2 separate regions of the Homo sapiens genome follow, and region 1 is linked to region 2. A link is a loop called in an ENCODE intact Hi-C map of the cell type or tissue named here. Cell type or tissue: chondrocyte. All regions are shown on one strand. Each heading gives the region's core, and the rest is flanking DNA. Links, peaks and the distances in the headings are about the cores only. Region 1 holds the start of CNTRL (centriolin). Region 2 overlaps LOC102723324 (a long non-coding RNA gene).

Region 1 (9,134 bases), core at 1-8,000, 330 kb before region 2:
AGATGTGCCTTGCTTCCCCTTTGCCTTCCACCATAATTTTAAGTTTCCTGAGGCCTCCCCAGCCATGTGAAACTGTGAGTCAATTAAACCTCTCTTCTTTATAAATTACTCAGTCTCAGTAATTACTTTATAAATTACTCAGTTCTTTATAGTAGGGTAAAAATGGACTAATACAACATAATAAAGGCTATTTATGAGAAGCCTGCAGCGCACATTATCATCAATGGAAAAAACCTAAAAACTTTTCCACTAAGATCTGGTACAATGCAAGGATCCCAAACTTACCACTTCTAATCAACATAGATTGGAAGAACTAGCAAGTGCAATTAGATAAGAAAAAGAAATAAAAGACATCAAAAATCAGAAAGGAAGAGGTAAAATTATTTCTATTTGCAGATGACATAATTCTATATGTAGAAAACCCCAAAGATTCCACAAAAATATATTAGAAACTAGTAAATGAATTCAGTAAAGTTGCAGAGTACAAAACCAACATACAAAAATCAGTAGTGTTTCTATACACAAACAACAAATGAGCTAAAAAAGAAATCAAGAAGGCAATCTCATTTACAATAGCTATTAAAAAAACACCTAGGAATAATTTTAAGCATGGATGTAAAAGACTGCTACAAGGAAAACTACAAAACACTGATGGAAGAAATTGAAGAGGGTACAAACAAATGGAAAGACATCTCACTTTTCATGGATCAGAAGAATCAATATTATTAAAATGACCATACTACTCAAAACAATCTACAGATTCAATGCAATCTCTATCAAAATACCAATGATTTTCTTCACAGAAATAGGAAAAAAATCTCAAAATTTTTATGGAACCACAAAGGAACCCAAATGGCCAAAGCAATCCCGAACAAAAAGAACAAAGCTAGAGGCATCACACTAACAGTCTTCAAAATATACTACAAAGCTGTAGTAACCAAAATAGCATGATATTGTCATAAAAACAGATAGCCAGACAAATGAAACAGCATAGAGGACTCAGAAATTAATCCATGGATCTACAGCCAACTGGTTTTTTGACAAAGATGTCAAGAACACTCACTGGGGAAAGAATAGTCTCTTTAATAAATGGTCCTGGGAAAACTGGATATCCATATACAGAAGAATGAAACTAGATCCCTACATCTCCCCCTATATAAAAACCTTGTACGTGAGTTTATATATAAATCAAAATGGATCAAAGACCTAAATGTAAGACAGAAACTATAAAACTACTAGAAGAAAACATAGGGGAAATGGTTCCGGACACTGGTCTAGGAAAGATTTTATGAATAAGACCTCAAAAATGCAGGCAACAAAAACAAAAATAAACATATGGGATTATATCAAACTAAAAGGCTTCTGCACAACAAAGGAAGCAATCAACATAGTGAAGAAACAACCCAGAGAATGGGAGAAAATATTTGCAAACTATTCATATAACAGGGAATTAATATCTGGAATACACACGGAACTCAAACATCTCAACAACAAAATTGTATAAAAATGGACAAATAATCTGAATAGACACTTCTCAAAAAGAAGACATACAAATGACCAACAAATATATGAAAAAATGCTCACCATCATCAATCATCAGGGAAATGCAAATCTGCAAATCAAAACCACTATGAGGTATAATCTCACCCCAGTTAGGATGGCTATTATCAAGACAGCAAACAACAAATGCTGGGGAGGATGTGGAGAAAAAGAAACTCTTTTTTTTTTTTTTGGTTTCTGTTGCCCAGGCGGCATTGCAGTGGCATGATGATAGCTCACTGCAGCCTCAATCTCCCAGGCTCAAGCAATCCTCCCACTCAGCCTCCCAAGTAGCTAGGACTACAGACAAGTGCCATCACACCCAGCTAATGGTTTTGATTTTTAGTAGAGATGAGGTCTCACTATCTTCTCCAGGCTGGTATTGAACTCCTAAGCTGAAGAGATCCTCCCACCTCAGCCTCCCAAAGTGCTGGGATTACAGGTGTGAGTCACCTTGCCCAGCCAGAAAAAGGGACTCATACACTGTTGGTGGAATGTAAACTAATATATCCACTATGGAGAACAGTGTGGAAGTTCCTCAAAAAAACTACAAATAGAACTACCATATGATCCAGCAATCCTACTACTTGGCATTTATCCAAAGGAAAAGAAATCAGTATATCAAAGACACGTCTGCATCCCCATGTTTATTGCAGCACTATTCATAATAGCCAAGACATGGAATCAACCTAGGTGTCCAACAGATGAATGGATAAAGAAAATGTGGGCCAGACGTAGTGGCTCATGCCTGTAATCCCAGCACTTTGAGAGGCCGAGGCAGGTGGATCACCTGAGGTCAGGAGTTCGAGACTAGCCTGACCAACATGGAGAAACCCCATCTCTACTAAAAATACAAAATTAGCTGGGTATGTTGGCAGGCGCCTCTAATCCCAGCTACTCGGGAGGCTGAGGCAGGAGAATCGCTTGAACCTAGGAGGCAGAGGTTGCGGTGAGCTGAGATCATGCCATTGCACTGCAGCCTGGGCAACAAGAACAAAATTCTGAAAGAAAGAAAGAAGGAAGGAAGGAAGGGTGATATATATATATATATATATATATATATATATATATATATATGTATGTATATTCTGTATGTGTATATATATATGTATATTCTGTATGTGTATATATATGTGTGTGTGTGCGTATTCATATATATATACATACATACTTACAATGGAATACTATTCAGCCATAAAAAAGAATGAAATACTGTAATTCACAGCAACACGGATGGAAATGGAAGACAGTATATTACGTGAATAAGCCAGGAACAGTAAGTTAAATGCCACATGTTCTCAGTCATATGTCGAAGCTGAAAAATGTTGATCTCATAGGAGTAAACAGTAGAACAGAGGATACTAAAGGTTGGGAAGGGTAGCAGGGGGAAGGGAAGGAGAGAAAGATATCTTAAAGGATACAAAATTATAGCTAGATAGGAGCAATAAGTTCTAGTGTTCTATACTTACTATAGGATGAGGATAGTTAACAATAATATATTATATAGTTTCAAATAGCTAGAAGGAGGGTATGAAATCTTCCTAAAATAAACATATGATGTTTGGGATGATGGATATGCTAATTACTCCAACCACTATACATTTATATGTATTAAAACATCACTATGTATCCCATAAATATGTACAGTTACTACATGTCATTTAAAAATAAAAATTAAGGTTGGGTATGGTGACTCACACCTACAAACCTAGCACTTTGGGGGACCAAGGCAAGCGGATACTTGAGGCCAGGAGTTGAAGACCAGCCTGATCAACATGGTGAAGCACTGTCTGTACTAAAAATACACACACATACACAAAAATAGCTGGGCGTGGAGTCACACACCTGTAATCACAGCTACTGGGGAGGCTAAGGCACAAAAATTGTTTGAACCCTGGAGGTGGAGGTTGCAGTGAGCCATGATCGTGCTACTGCACTCCAGCCTGGGCAACAGAGTGAGACTCTGTCTCAAAAAAACAAAAACAAGAACAAAAAACAAAACACACCAACAAAAACAAAAAAAAATAAATGAATAAAAATTAAAAAAAAATCAGGCTGGGCATGCTGGCTCATGCGTGTAATCCCAGCACTTTGGGAGGTTGAGGTGGGAGGATCGCTTGAGCCCAGGAGTTTAAGACCAGCCTGGGCAACACAGCAAGACCCCATCTTTACAAAAAGTTTAAAAATTAGCTAGGTGTGGTGGTGCACACCTATAGACTGAGCTATTTGGGAGGCTGAGGGAGGAGGATCACTTGAGTCTGAGAAGTCAAGGCTGCAGTGAGTTATGATTGTGTCACTGCACTGAAACCTGGGTGACAGAGTGAGACCTTGTCTTAAAAAACAAAACAACAAAATCACACTGGCCAGTCACAGAAAGAAATGGCAATAATGAAAGTTGCCATCCCTGTCTGACAAACTAGTCTGTTTCTTCTCTAAAACAAATTCGCAAAATGATTAAACTGGGTTGCAAAAAGCTGAGGGAAGTTTAAACAGAATAGCTTTGCTATCATTTGGAAAAAAGACTGAGTAAAAGCTTGGTCACCCTGACGTGGCTAATATTTGTATTGTAAATGCAACTCAGAGTACATTCTTCATAATATCAGATAAAGAAAAATAGTGTGGAACGCGAGTTGTCTGCGTTACTTTCGTATTCTCACTTCTGCTTTGGAGAAGGAAGTTCTTTTAGCATGCTAAGAGAGACAGTTAATATTCAAATTAACTGGAGAAAGGTCTCTCCTTTGAAGTCTCTAGCTTCGTTAGAGATGATGCTAGACACCAGCAGAGGTCTGTATGAGGAGGAAAAGGGGGCAACATGGGACCGGTGAGTGCCCATCCGCGGCTAACTGGATACGGACTGAGAGATCACCCAAGAGAAAAGTGTTTTGCGCCACCCTCTGGACTTTTTATGTATATTTGATGGCTATTAATTGATACTAATATGATTGATAATGAACTACATCAGCACACCACGGCTTGATAATGGATCCCACGTGAATACCATTACAGACTTTGAGGGACACAGCAATGAGGTTACGCAATAAATCTAAGTTTCTGGGTACAAGAAACCGAAACGATGGGTGTCAAAACATATGCAAATAGAACTGAAACTCAGCAACGTACACATTCCAATCTAATAAATATCACCTGAACTTCGATTAAAAATGAATGTAATCTCGGCAGGGCGCGGTGGCTCACGCCTGTAATCCCAGCACTTTGGGAGGCCGAGGCGGGCGGATCACGTGAGGTCAGGAGATTGAGACCAGCCTGACCAACATGGTGAAACTCTGTTTCTACTAAAATACAAAAATTAGCTGGCCTTGGTGGTGCGTGCCTGTAATCCCAACTCCTCGGGAGGCTGAGGCAGGAGAATCGCTTGAACCCGGGAGGCGGAGGTTGCACTGAGCCGAGATCCTGCCACTGCACTCCAGCCTGGGTGACAGAGCCAGACTCTGTTCAAAAAATTAAAAAAAAAAAAAAAAAAAAGAAAAGAAAAAAAATGAATGTAATCTCCTCTTAAGTGGAGCTTTTCAAAAATTCTGCGTTTAAACTCCAAGGGCTTCGTTCTGTGTCGTGTAAATAGTTGGGGAGAGGACAGCACCATTCACTTAAATGTCAATGGGAATCACATTTAAGTAAAAGGAAAAGGAAATCAGTAAATCAAAGTAAATCAAAGACACATCTGCATCCCCATGTTTATTGCAGCTTATTCCCTGTTGGACGTCCCCTGAATTTCCTATAGAGGTGAAGCCATCTCTGCCTTAAGGAAAAATGAAGTGCCTAATACTGCTTATAATATGGTCCCTTTTCCAGATTTAGCTTCTCCACCCCAGATTTTTGCACAAGCCATACTGAACTACTTCATGTTTCCATACTCATGTTTTGTTCCAGCCACACTGAATTACTTAACATTCAGCACATTGCCAAGCTCTTTTCCCCCGCTTCCGGGGTTTGCACAAGTTGTTCCCTTTGCCAAGCAAATTCTTCCCCACCTCCCTACTCCTTGCCTAAACTCTTCTTTTGGGCGTAGAAAGAAGTATTGCTTCTGGGTAACCTTTGTCTAATAATGAAATATCTAAGACATATTGAGAACTTACTATGGGTCCCTCACTGTTCTAAGTTCTTTCACAGAGATTCACTTTTATAATTATCAGGAAAACTGGACTTTTTTTTTTTTTTTTTTTTTTTGAGATGGAGTCTCGCTCTGTCGTCCAGGCTGGAGTGCAGTGGCGCGATCTCGGCTCACTGCAACCTCCGCCTCCCGGGTTCAAGCGATCCTCCTGCAGCCTCTCAAGCAGCTGGGATGACAAGCGTGCGCCACCACGCCCGGGTAATTTTTGTATTTTTAGTAGAGACGGCGTTTCACCTTGTTGGCCAGGCTGATCTTGAATTCCTGACCTCAAGTGATCCTCCCACCTTGGTCTCCCAAAGTGCTGGGATTACAGGCATGAGCCACAGCGCCCGGCCAGGATTCACTTTTATAATTATCAGGAAAACTGTAGGAAGTGTTAATAGGTAAAAGGACCTCATTTCATAGATAAGGAAACTGAGACACAGAGAGAGAGGGAGTTTCTAAAAGTGTTATACAGGTGGCCTATAAACTCTGTAGTGAAGAAAGGAAATGAAGACAGGATAGAATGATCGCGAGAAAATGGTAAGAACAAGGGACTGGAAGACGCAAGGAAGTTTAGAAATACGCTGGCATAGGGGTCTTTTGAGCAGGCACGCTGCTAAGATGATAGGATTATAGTCAAGGATGGGGAGCGATTGCACTGGGGATTTCTGGAGCGGGTGCAGCCTCTGATGGTAACATGGTCCAGGGTATACCTTCAAAACGGGAGGCTACTGGAGTGAAAGGCGTCAATGGTGATAACACTTTAAAAAAAACTTCAGTGTTTCCCTAGCATCCAGCCCAGTATCTGCTAAATTCTTTAAAATATCTGTTGAATGCATGTCGTGAACGCCGTGCTCATGGGCAAGCCCCAGATGAAGCCTGTGCAAGTGCTTCTTGCTTTAACTCCCTTGTAGCAATCAGAGGAACATCCTCTGCCTAGGATTCCCAAGCTCCCTGAACCTCACGCGACAGCTGGAGCCCAGGCTGCGTCCGCTTTGAGGTTCATCCGAGCCTGGGCAGTTCGGTCCCTGGAGGGAATTCGCTTTAGATACGACTGTCAGAGAGAAGTGTGCTGATAAGAACACTCGCTCATAGCGCGCAAGCATCAGAAGTGGGGGAGGCCGGGGAGGCGCTGCGCCGGTGCCTCAGGCCGTCCTCGGACACAGGCCCTGAGAAGCGTGTCCGTGTTTCAGAGGGTGGCGGCGGCAGCTTTGTCTCAGCGAAGGCCACAGCACTGCGGGCAGCTGCCGCATGAAACCTCGGCTCCCCCTGACTCTGCACCCGACACTTCACCTGCAACGCAATCCGAAGGCGAAGGCACCGCATCCCGTCGGCCCCGCGCGGCCGGAAGCCTCGCGCCCAAGACTCCCCGGCATCCTAGCGCGCTGGCTGCAAAAGAGGCGGGAAACGCCTCCGCGTCCCTTCCAACAGTACCGGAGAGGGAGAGGGGCGTGGCTGAGACTAGCCCCGACCACGCGCGCGCGGCCCCTCGGCAACCGGCACAACACAACAAAATGGCTGCCGCGCCGCTGGGCCCCTGAGGAAAGAGCCCGAACTTCTCCCGCTCTACCTCAGCCTGCGGGACTGCTCGGCTCGGCTTCTAGGCGGTGAGCGTCAGACCTGGCCGAGCCCGTTCCCCGGCATCCGGCCCGAGCAGTGGGGGCCGGCGGCAAAGGCGGGAAGGCCCGGACCGGGCGTGGTGTGGGCCGGCTTGGGATGGATTCGGGGCGGGGGCGCGTGTCTGGGAATTGGGATTGGACGGGAAAGAGGGGAGGGCCCGGAACGGGCGTGGGGCGGTGGATGAAGGAGGGAGGTTTGGATGGGAAGAGGTGGGGACGGCGGGGGCGATTGGGGATGAAGAACCAGAGTGTGGGGAGGTGTGGAAGTTAGGGTGCGGCGCCCAGAAGGTTGTGGGTCCTGCCACCTGAGCTGAGGGGAGAGCTGGGATGTGCCAGCTGTCTGTGGGGAGTGAGCGGGAGAAAGGACAGTTTGGGCGTCCTGACGGGTTGTCACGGTATCGGACGGAGTACAGTGCGTGGAGAAAGATGACAGGATATGGGGACGAAATGCTAAAAGAAGGGGAAGAACAAACACTTCCGTTATATTCGTTAAGGGACTAGAGAATTTTGAAGCCAGACAAACTTGGGTTGAAGCCTCAATTCTGCCACCTTGTGTAACTTAACCAGGTCTGTGACCCTGGATATGTGTCTGAGCCTTCCTGATCATGTTTCCTCATTTGTCCAAATAATTGCGAATCATTTTTGGGTGTTCACTATTTGTCAGATCCAGTTTTAAGCACTTTGCACGTATTAACCTCATTTAGAATTTAAAATAACTTGTATGAGGTTATCATCCCCATTTAAAAAGTGATAGCACTGAGGACCAGAGAGGTTAAGTAATTTGCCTAAGATCACACAGTAAGTGGAAAATCAGAATTTGAACTCAGGCTGTTTCGTTCCAGAATCCAAGCTTTTAACTGTTCAGGTACATTGCCATTTGTAAATCAGGTTAATAATTCTGATCCTATACAGCTAAATCTTTGAGGATTTAAATTTGGTATTGTCTAAGTGTTTAGTACAGTCCTTCAGTCAACAAATATTTATTGTTTATAGAACAACAGACAAAACCTCTGCTCTCTTGTAGCTTATAGTCTAGAAGGAGAAACAGGCAACAACCAAGTAGTTTCACAAATAATGGTTATAAAATGCTATGAAGGAGACTGCTTGGTGCAGAGATCATGGGTAATAGGGAGATAAAATCTTCTGCATCTTGAGCTTAGATTCTAGCATGGTTCTTCCTACATAAAAGTTGCTCAATAAAATTGAATAATTAATGGAAAGAGATGGGAAGCTTGAGTTTTAGGGTATCTGAGCAGAAGAAGAGAGATGGGAGAGGGGATTCAGGCTTTTAATAGGATGGAGAAGGATACGGGGGCTAGAGTATTAGGATGGAAAGGCAAATAGGCAGGCAGTTGGGTTGGGATGAAGAGGAATGGATGGAGGTTTGAGTATTTTGTTTAGGGAGGGGAGTAATTGGAGGTCAGAGTATTGGAACGCATTAGGATGTCAGGGTATTTTCTGGGGTGAAGAGAGATGAGCAGCTTGGGAAGTCTGGATGGATAGAGAAATGTTGAGTCTGGGCACAGGAAAGAACCATAGAGAAATGGGGGAGACTATTACTGTGTTAGGGAACTGGGATAGAATTTGTGGGAAAATTGGCAATCAGAATGGGATAAAGAAGAATGGGAGGCAGAGGTGGGTGGGCAGCACAGAATGGGGGAATTGGCTTTGGAAAGAAAAATGGCTGGAGACTTTGCAGAGGAATCGGAATCAGGATATTTGAAAGGAGGAGAAGATTAAGGAGTAAAAGTATTTCAGTAGGTCAGAGGGTATGGGATGAAGTAGACTTGGAAAGTACTGAAATCCAATTAAAGGGCTAAGGAGAGGGATATGGGGGTTAATAAATGGGGATGGGTATTTGCATA
Region 2 (9,155 bases), core at 548-8,547:
TTCCATGATGGAAGGGGTGCTTTATAATCAACCTACCAACACAGAGTTGGCTGATCCCCTTGGGAAATGGTGCCATATTGGAGACTCACAGTTTAGATTCTGTTCTTGATAATTTGGGAACTCAACAGTGCCAACAGTCAGATTAGCTTGGTAAGGGGAAGTCCATTTTGTTGGGTCTGTGCTTCATTTCTGCCACTATGGCCATTTTGTACACAAGCCCATTAAAACAGAAGATGAGGAAAGGTGCTGACTGATAATCCCAGAACAAGTCACTTTGTTCACCCCTATTATTGAGGCCTCCTCTACAATGGATGTACCTTGGTAAGCACTCACACAAATTCCTTCACATTTAGTGCCCATTCTGAAAGATCTGTGCATGTGTCTCTTCTTCAGTCTTCCTTGTTATCAATCTTCCAGGCTTGTTCTTTTCAATTTCCTGACCAGGTGACCAAAGCATTATTCACTGTCCACAGATGAGTGTACATCTGTACCACAGGCCACCCCTCTTTCCTGGCTGAGGGGACTTCAAGGTATACTGCCAAAACTTCTGCCCTCTTGGAGGGTTTTCCTTCACCATTCCCCTTCAGTGGCATCTCTGAGGGAGTATACTGGTACTAGTGTAATGTGGACACACTTCTGTGAACCAGGCCCAAGTTGGTTTAAAAAATTTTTTAAATTTTTTATTTAAAAGATTTTAAATTGACACATAATAATTGTACGTATTTATGAGGTACATAGTTATGTTGTGATACATACAATGTATAGTGATCAGATCAGGGTAATTAGCATATCCATCACCTCAAACATTTATCATTTCTTTGTGTTGGGAACATTCAATATTCTTTTTCTAGCTATTTGAAACTATAAGATATTGTTAATTATAGTCATCCTATGGTGGCATAGAACACTATAACTTATTTCTCCTATCTATTTGTTTCCTTTAACAAAGCTCTATCTCCCTCTTCCCCCTACTCTTCTCAGCCTTTAGTATCCTTTGTTCTACTTTTTACTTCTATGAGATCAACTTTTTTTAGCTTCCACATGTGAGTGAGAACATGCAGTGTTTGACATTCTGTTCCTGGCTTATTTTGCTTAACGTAATGTCCTCCATTTCCATCCATGTTGCCCCGAATTACAGGATTTTATTCTTTATTATGGCTGAATAGTACTCCATTGTGTGTGTGTGCATATATATATATATATATACACATATATGTATATATATGTGTATATATATATGTATATATGTATATATATATGTGTATATATATATGTATATATATATATCATTGTGTGTGTATATAAATATATATATGTTTACCACATTTTTCTTATTCATCCATCTGTTGTTGCACACATAGGTTGATTCCTTATCTTGGCTCTCGTGAATAGTGCTGCAGTAAACATGGGCATGCAGGTTTCTTTTCAATATGTTGATTTCCTTTCCTTTGGATAAATACCCAGTAGAGGAATTTCAGTATCATACTGTGGCTCTATTTGTAGTTTTTTGAGGAACCTCCATACTGTTCTCCCTACTGGCTGTACTAGTTTATATTCCCACCAAGTGTATGAGAGTTCCCTTCTCTCTGCATCCTTGCCAGCACTTTTTTTTTTTTTTTTGTATTTTTGATAATAGCCAGCCTGACTTGGATGAGATGTTATATCATTGTGGTTGTGATTTACATTTCCCTGATAATTAGTGATATTGAGCATTTTTTCATATACCTTTTGGTCATTTGCATTTGAAAAATGTCTGTTCAGATCACTTGCCCATTTTTAATCATATTGTTTGTTTGCTGTTGAGATATTTGCGTTCTTGTGTATTCTGGATATCAATCCCTGGTCAGATGAGTAGTTTGCAGATATTTTCTCCCATTCTGTAAGTTGTCTTTTCACTGTGTTGATTGTTTTCTTTGCTGTGCAGAAGCTTTTTAGTTTGATATAATCCCATTTATTTTTGCATTTGTTGCCTGTGCTTTTGAGGTCTTATTCATAAAGTCTTTTCCCAGAGCAATGTCCTGAAGCATTTCCCCTAAAATCTTTCTTCTAGTACTTTTATAGTTTTGGGTTTTATATTTAGGTCTTTGATCCCTTTTTAGTTGATTTTTGTGTATGGTGAGAGATAGGGGTCTAGTTTCATTCTTCTGCGTATAGATATTCAGTTTTCCCAGCACTATTTATTTATTTATTTATTTATTTATTTATTTATTTATTTGAGACAGGGTCTTGCTTTATCACCCAGACTGGAATGCAATGGTGCAATCATGGCTTACTGCAGCCTCAACTTCCCAGGCTCAAGTGATCCTCCCACCTCAGCCTCCCAAGTCACTGGGACTATTGGTGCATGCCACTGCACCTGGCTGTTTTAAAAAAATATATTTTGTGTGTTTGTAGAGAGGGGTCTCCCTTTGTTGCCCAGGCTGGTCTTGAACTTCTGGGCTCAAGCAATCTTCCCTGCTCATCCTCCCAAAGTGTTGTGATTACAGGCATGAGCCATCGTGCCTGGCCCAGCACTGTTTATTGAAGAGATTGTCCTTTCCCCAATGTATGTTCTTGGTCCCTTTGCCAAAAATCAGTTGGCTGTAGATACATAGATTAATTTCTGGGTTCTCTATTCTGTCTCATTGGTCTATGTGTCTGTTTTTATGTCAGTGCCATGCTGTTTTGATTACTATGGCTTTGTGGTATATTTTGAAGTCAGGTAGTATGATGCCTCCAGCTTTGTTTTCTGGCTTGGGTTTGCCTTGGCTATTCAAGATCTTTCGTGGTCCTGTATAAATTTTAGGATTTTTTTGTTTTTATGAAGAATGTCATTGGTATTTTGACAGGGATAAGGCCCAAGTGTATTTTCCCCCTCTTTCAACAGGCCATAAGGAGCTCCCCATGAAACCACAAGTGCTGGTTGAGGGAGAGGCCAAAAGGCATCAGAAGTAAGTGCTGTGGGGGTCTGGGCCACCTGCTCGTGTAACTTGCTTGTGCTCTGAGCTTGCTTGAGTCTGATCTTGTACATACTATGTCTATTTGATAATGGATTGCTGCTGCACATTATTATAGCTAGGTCTTGTTCATAATGGGCAAGTTATGTCATGTAATTGTTAGGTCATGTAATAGGAATTCCATGGTTAAACAGTTTTTACCAGGGCGTAATAGTGAGCTATGAGCTGCTTCTTTAAGGGGGCAGAGGAGTGTATGGTTCTGTTAGCTAGCTATGTGTTGTGTCATTTTCCTGTTGAGGCTTGCGTGAGGAGCCATGCAGCACTCTTACCACAGACACTTGGAGCACCACTGGATAGACAGACTGGAATGACACTGCCTCGACCCACTGTAGAGCCTTCTCTTGCTTCAGGCACCATTCAGAAGTAGCAGCCTTACAAGTTACTTGGTGTAACCGGATCAGAGCAGAGCATCCACTTGTGGTTTGTGTTGCCTACAAAATCTAAAGAGGCCGAGGACTGGCACAATAATCCTGAACTTGGAAAACAAAGACTGCATAACATTACCTATTGATATAGCGGCCAGATGTGACTTTGGTTGTTTTCCCTTCATATGTGGTTGTATACAAAATAGTACATTTTGTTAAGTAGGAACTTTTTTGGACTTGTATTATGGTAAGAAACATGTATGTGTGTCCTCCTGTAGGCTGTCTGAATATTTCTTTCTGGTCTACATAGCATCTCTTGGTCTGGGCAAACTTCCCTTCCCAATTTAGGTGGTTCTGATGAGTAAAGGTAAATTACCAGATAGCAAAGCAAGAGGGCATTCTAGAAAATAAGATCAGTGGAAGCAAAGGCCTATGGGCATTGTGGGTTCTGGAAGCAGTAATTAGTTCAGTTGAGTAGTAAGTAGCACTAGGGGTGAAGAGTATGAAGAGTGGAGTGGTGGGAGATAAAACGGGAAATGTTAGGTAGGGCTATACTGGAAGGAGCTTTATGTACCATATGAAGAAAGTGGACAAAATCCTATGCTGAGGGAAAAGTAGTGATTTTTTTTTTACAGGACTGTGATGTGATCACATCACATTGATATGAAAGATATTCCATGAGGGAGAATTTGAGATGAGCAATACTAGGGGTAGAGCTATTATTTAAGATTACCTAGTAATTCTGAATAAAATGATGAGACATGAGCTAAGTAAGGTAGTGTGAATTAGAGGAGAAAATGAATTTAAATGATACATAGGAAGTGGAATTGACAGACTTGGTGGCTGACTATGTGGAGTGGGAAGAGAGAACAGGAATTTATGTATGTGGTTAAAAATTATATACTTGTATGAAACAATCTGGTTTGAGCTTGAGTGGGGTTCAGAGAGATCTGGGCCTAGTGTAGAGTGACCAGCTGTTCTGGTTTATCCAAGATTAAGGGATTTCGATTTCCTGGGATGTGAGACTTCCAATGCTAAAACTGTGAAAGTCCCCAGCAAACCAGGACAAATTGGTCATGCTAGCCTAATATGAATGGGCGGACAGATTAGTGACAGGAGCTTATCGGCATAAGCACTGAAACACCTTCTGGGATAACCATGACCTGGCAAGAGAGCCTTTAGTGGTGCAAAGAAATGGTGATCCTTGATAATGCATGGTAGTTGCTATTCAAATCTACCTCCCAATGGATCCAATCTGGGGTCCCACGGAGAAAGGAGGCTGGAAGTAAAATACGAAAGAACTGTTTCACTAATCTGTGACCCCGTTTAACAGAGTGTAACTCAGAGAGGACAGATTCTTTCTCACCGTGGACTACCCCACAGCTCTGGAAACCTGAGGGCTTTAGTACATTGGGAGATTCAGTTAAATACAGGTTGGGGGAGTTCCAAGGGATGGAGAGGGTGGGGAAAGGGAGAAGGAGGAACTGGTAACCTGTACTGGTACAAGAAAAACTAAAATACTTAGCAGAACAGAATAACATCTGTGCAGTGGGGTATAAGTCAGTGAAATATGAGTTATTACAGCACAGGTGACATCAGCAGGCTTTTCTTGAAGCAATTCCTTTCAGAAGGAAAGAATGTGTTGATTACTTTCTTTGTTATGTTGCGCCATCTACTGGTAACTCTCATGTACTTTTTTCCTAGTTAGATGTTTAAAAGAAGACAGATGAATTAAAAACTTGAGAACTGTTTCCAAAGTCGTCATTTATTCGTTCGTTCGTTCATTCATTCATTCATTCATTCACTTCACAAATACTGAGTGAGTATGTATACCTTCTATATTGCAGTTACATTTCTAGGCATTGGGGTTACAGCTGTGAACAAAACTGAAAGAACCCTGAACTCATGGAAGCTTACTTTGATGAAAGAGTACATTTCATTTTTTTCCCATGTGAATGTTCTGTTTTCAAAGCACCATTTACTGAAAAGATTATTTTTTTTTCTTTAGGACTCTGCAGTGCCGTTACTGTTATATATGAAGTGTCCATTTATATGTGAGTCATTGCCTATCTTGGTTATGCTCCATTGATTTATTTGTCAATTTCTGTGACAATATCATATTGTCTTTATCATTTTACTTTATAATCATTGTTAATATTTAGTACATCAAGAACTCCCACCTCATTTTTTAAAAGAATGTTTTGGATAGTCTTGGCCTTTAAATTTTCCATAAAGTTTAAAATCAGTCTGTCAAATTCTGTCAAAAAAAAAAAAACCCTCCTGGGAATATTTATTGGGATTGAACTGAATCATTAAATCATTTTAGAGTGAACTGATATTTTTATACTATTGAGCCTTCCAATCACGATTTACTTCAGTTTTCCTTAGTGTCTTTCAATAGACATAAAAGTCTTATATATCTTTTGGTACACTTATTTGTAGATACTTGATTTTTTTAGGCTAAAAAGGCATCTTTAAAAAATCATTTGCTAACAATTATGGCTGGTGTTTGGAAATGTAACTACTTTTGTCATATTGATTATTCATCTAGGGATTTTGCTAAATGCTCTTATAATTCAAATAAATCTCTTTTTCCTACATATACAATTTATCATTTGTAGATAATTATACCATTAATTTGTTTTTCTTATCCTTCATGTACTAGTTAGAAGCTCTAGTACAACACAGAATAGAAATGGTGATATTAGGCACCCTTTAATTGTTCCTGACTTTACAGGAAAAGCTTTTGACATAAAACATTACTTTTCTTTGGTTTTCTACAGATACTTTTTATTAGATTAAGAACTTTCATTCTATTTCTTTTTTCTTAAGTGTTTAAAAATCTTGAATGGATATTAAGTTTTATCAAATGCTTTAGAAATTTTGCATCTATGTAGAAATACTGTAACTTTTTTTCTGCTTGAATCTCTTAATGTGGTGAAGAACTGGTACCAATTCTACTGAAACTATTCAAAAAATTTGAGGAGGAAGGACTCCTCTCCAACTCATTCTATAAAGCCAGCATCACCCTGATACCAAAATCTGGCAAAGACATAATGATAAAAGAAAGCTACAGGCCAATATCTCTGATGAATGTATGTGCAAAAATCCTCAACAAAATACTAGCAAACTGAATCCGAAGCACATTAAAAAGTTAATTCATCATGATCAAGTTGGTTTCATTCCTGGGATGCAAGGTTGGTTCAACATACACAAATCAATAAATGTGATTCACCACATAAACAGAATTAAAAACAAAAACCATATGATCATCTCAATAGACACAGAAAAAGCTTTTTATAAAATTCAACATCCCATCATGATAAAAGCCCTCTAAAAAATAGTCACCAAAGGAACATACCTCAAAATAAGAGCCATCTATGATAAACCAGCTAACATCATACTGAAGGGGCAAAAATTGGAAGCATTCCCCTGGAGAATTGGAACAAGACAAGAATGCCCACTCTCACCACTCCTATTCAACATGGTAATGAAAGTCCTTGACACAGCAATCAGGTGAAAGAAAGAAATAAAAGACATCCAAATAGGAAAAGAAGAAGATAGTTTGACTTCTTCTTTGCTGATGATAGGAATCTATACATAGAAAACCCTAAAAACTGCCAAAAGTCTCCTAGAACTGATAAACAACTTCAGCAAAATTTCCAGATACAAAATCAATATACAAAAATCAGTAACATTTCTATACACCAATAACATTCAAGCTGAGAGCCAAACCAAGAATGCAATCCCATTTACAATAGCTGCAAAAAACAAACAAACAAAAACCTAGGAATACAAGTAATGATGGAGGTGAAAGATCTCTCCACGAACTACAAAATACTGCTGAAAAAAACCATACGTGGTACAAACAAATGGAAAAACAGTCCATGCTCATGGATTAGAAGAATCAATATTGTTAAAATGGCTAAAAGCAATCTACAGATTGAATGCTATTCTTATCAAGCTACCAACATTATTTTCCACAGAAGTAGAAAAAACTATTCTAAAATTCATATGGAACCAAAAAAGAGTACAGATAGCCAAAGCAATCCTAAGCAAAAAGAACAAAGCTGGAGGCATCACATTAGCAACTTCAAACTATACTACAAGGCTACAGTATCAAAACAACATGGTACTGGGACAAAAACAGATGCACAGACCAATGGAACAGAATAGAGAACCCAGAAGTAAAGCCACACATCTACAACCACCTGATCTTTAACAAAGTCATCAAAAATAAACAATGGGGAAAGGACTCTCTATTCAATAAATGGTGCTGGGATAACTGGCTAGCCATATGCAGAAGACTGAAACTGGACCCCTACCTTTCACCAAATACAAAAGTTAACTCAAGATGAATTAAATATTTAAATGTAAGACCTCAAACTATAAGAATCATAGAAGAAAACCTAAGAAACCTATTCTGGACATCAGCCTTGGGAAATAATTCATAACTGAGTCCTCAAAAGCAATTGCAACGGAAACAAATTGACCAGTGGTACCTAATTAAAGTAACAAGCTTCCAATTAAAGCTACCAATTAAAGTAACTATCAACAGAGTAAACAGCCTACAGAATAGGAGAAAATGTTTGCAAACTATGCATCTGACAAAAGTCTGATATCTAGAGCTATAAGGAACCTAAACAAATCAGCAAGCAAAAAACCAATAACCCCATTTAAAAAATGAGCAAAAGACATGAACAGACACTTCCCAAAAGAAGACCTGCAAGTGGGCAACAAATACATGAAAAAATGCTCCACATCGCTAATTGTCAGAGAAATGCAAATCAAAACCATAATGAGATACCATCTCATATCAGTTAGAATGGCTATTATTATTATTATTTTATTTTTATTATATTTTAGATGGAATCTCGCTCTGTTGCCAGGCTGGAGTGCAGTGGCACAACCTCAGCTCACTGCAACCTCTGCCTCCTGGGTTCAAGTGATTCTCCTGCCTCAGCCACCATGCCCACCTAATTTTTGTATTTTTAGTAGAGATGGGGTTTCACCATGTTGGCCAGGATGTCTCCATCTCTTGACCTCGTGATCCACACGCCTCAGCCTCTCGAAGTGCTGGGATTACAGTTGTGAGCCACTGCGCCGGGCTGGCTATTATTAAAAAATAAAAATAAATAGATGCTGGTAAGCCTGCAGAGAAAAGGGAAACTTATACACTTTTGGTGGGAATGTAAATTAGTTCAGCTACTGTGGAAAGCTGTTTTTTGAGTTGTGTGAGTTCTTTACATATTCTACATACCTAACTCATCAGGTAAATTATTTGCAAAAGTTTTCTCCCATTTTATGGGTTGTCTTTCCACTTTGTTGTTAGTATTCTTTGATACACTAAAGTTTTGTATTTTGATGAATTCTAATTTATTTTTTTCTTTTGATTGTGCTTTTGGTGTCATATCTAAGAAACCATTCCCAGCTGTGCATGGTAGTGTGCGCCTGTTGTCCCAGTTACTTGGGAGGCTGAGGCGGGAGGATCCCTTGAGCCCAGGAGTTTGAGGTTTTAATACTGTACTGTAGTGAAACAGTGTATTATAGTGAAACAGCATAGTGAAACTTTGTCTCTAAAAAAAAAAAATTCTTTTTAAAGAAATAAATCTTTGCTAAATCCAAGATAATCATTTATTCCTATATTTTCTTCTAAGAGTTTCATAGTTTTAGCTCTTATGTTTAGATTTTTTATCCATTGTGAGTTAACTTTTGTAAATGGTCTGAGGTAAGGGCCTAGCGTTATTTTGTGGGACAGTTTTCTTCTTGTGTCATTTGTAATTTTATATTTTTC

The links. A loop is a pair of places that touch in the nucleus more often than their neighbours do. Peaks named below come from ENCODE experiments on the same cell type or tissue, not always from the same donor. Only the 100,000 strongest peaks of a DNase experiment are listed, where the experiment ranks them.
Region 1: a loop joins it to region 2, with 2.5 times the contacts of the local background. A loop is called at or near these places in 3 of 110 quality-filtered maps.

The regions. Positions count from the first base shown.
Region 1 is chr9:121,067,811-121,076,944 of GRCh38, forward strand. CNTRL (centriolin) reads left to right here and starts at 7,145. Exons shown (of 44, transcript NM_007018.6): 1 at 7,145-7,257. It also overlaps a transcript of C5 not described here. RefSeq lists enhancers at 4,317-4,366, 6,720-7,109 and silencers at 6,409-6,605, 7,230-7,289, 7,410-7,549. In chondrocyte, for the core only: CTCF peaks have their summits at 4,439 (motif pointing left) and 7,819 (motif pointing left); DNase peaks (open chromatin) are centred at 7,111 and 7,421.
Region 2 is chr9:121,395,297-121,404,451 of GRCh38, forward strand. The region is part of intron 3 of LOC102723324 (a long non-coding RNA gene); the gene reads left to right. Among named protein-coding and RNA genes, the nearest start is that of STOM, 30 kb to the left of the region's middle. In chondrocyte, for the core only: CTCF peaks have their summits at 5,036 (motif pointing left) and 5,249; no DNase peak of the experiment used is centred there.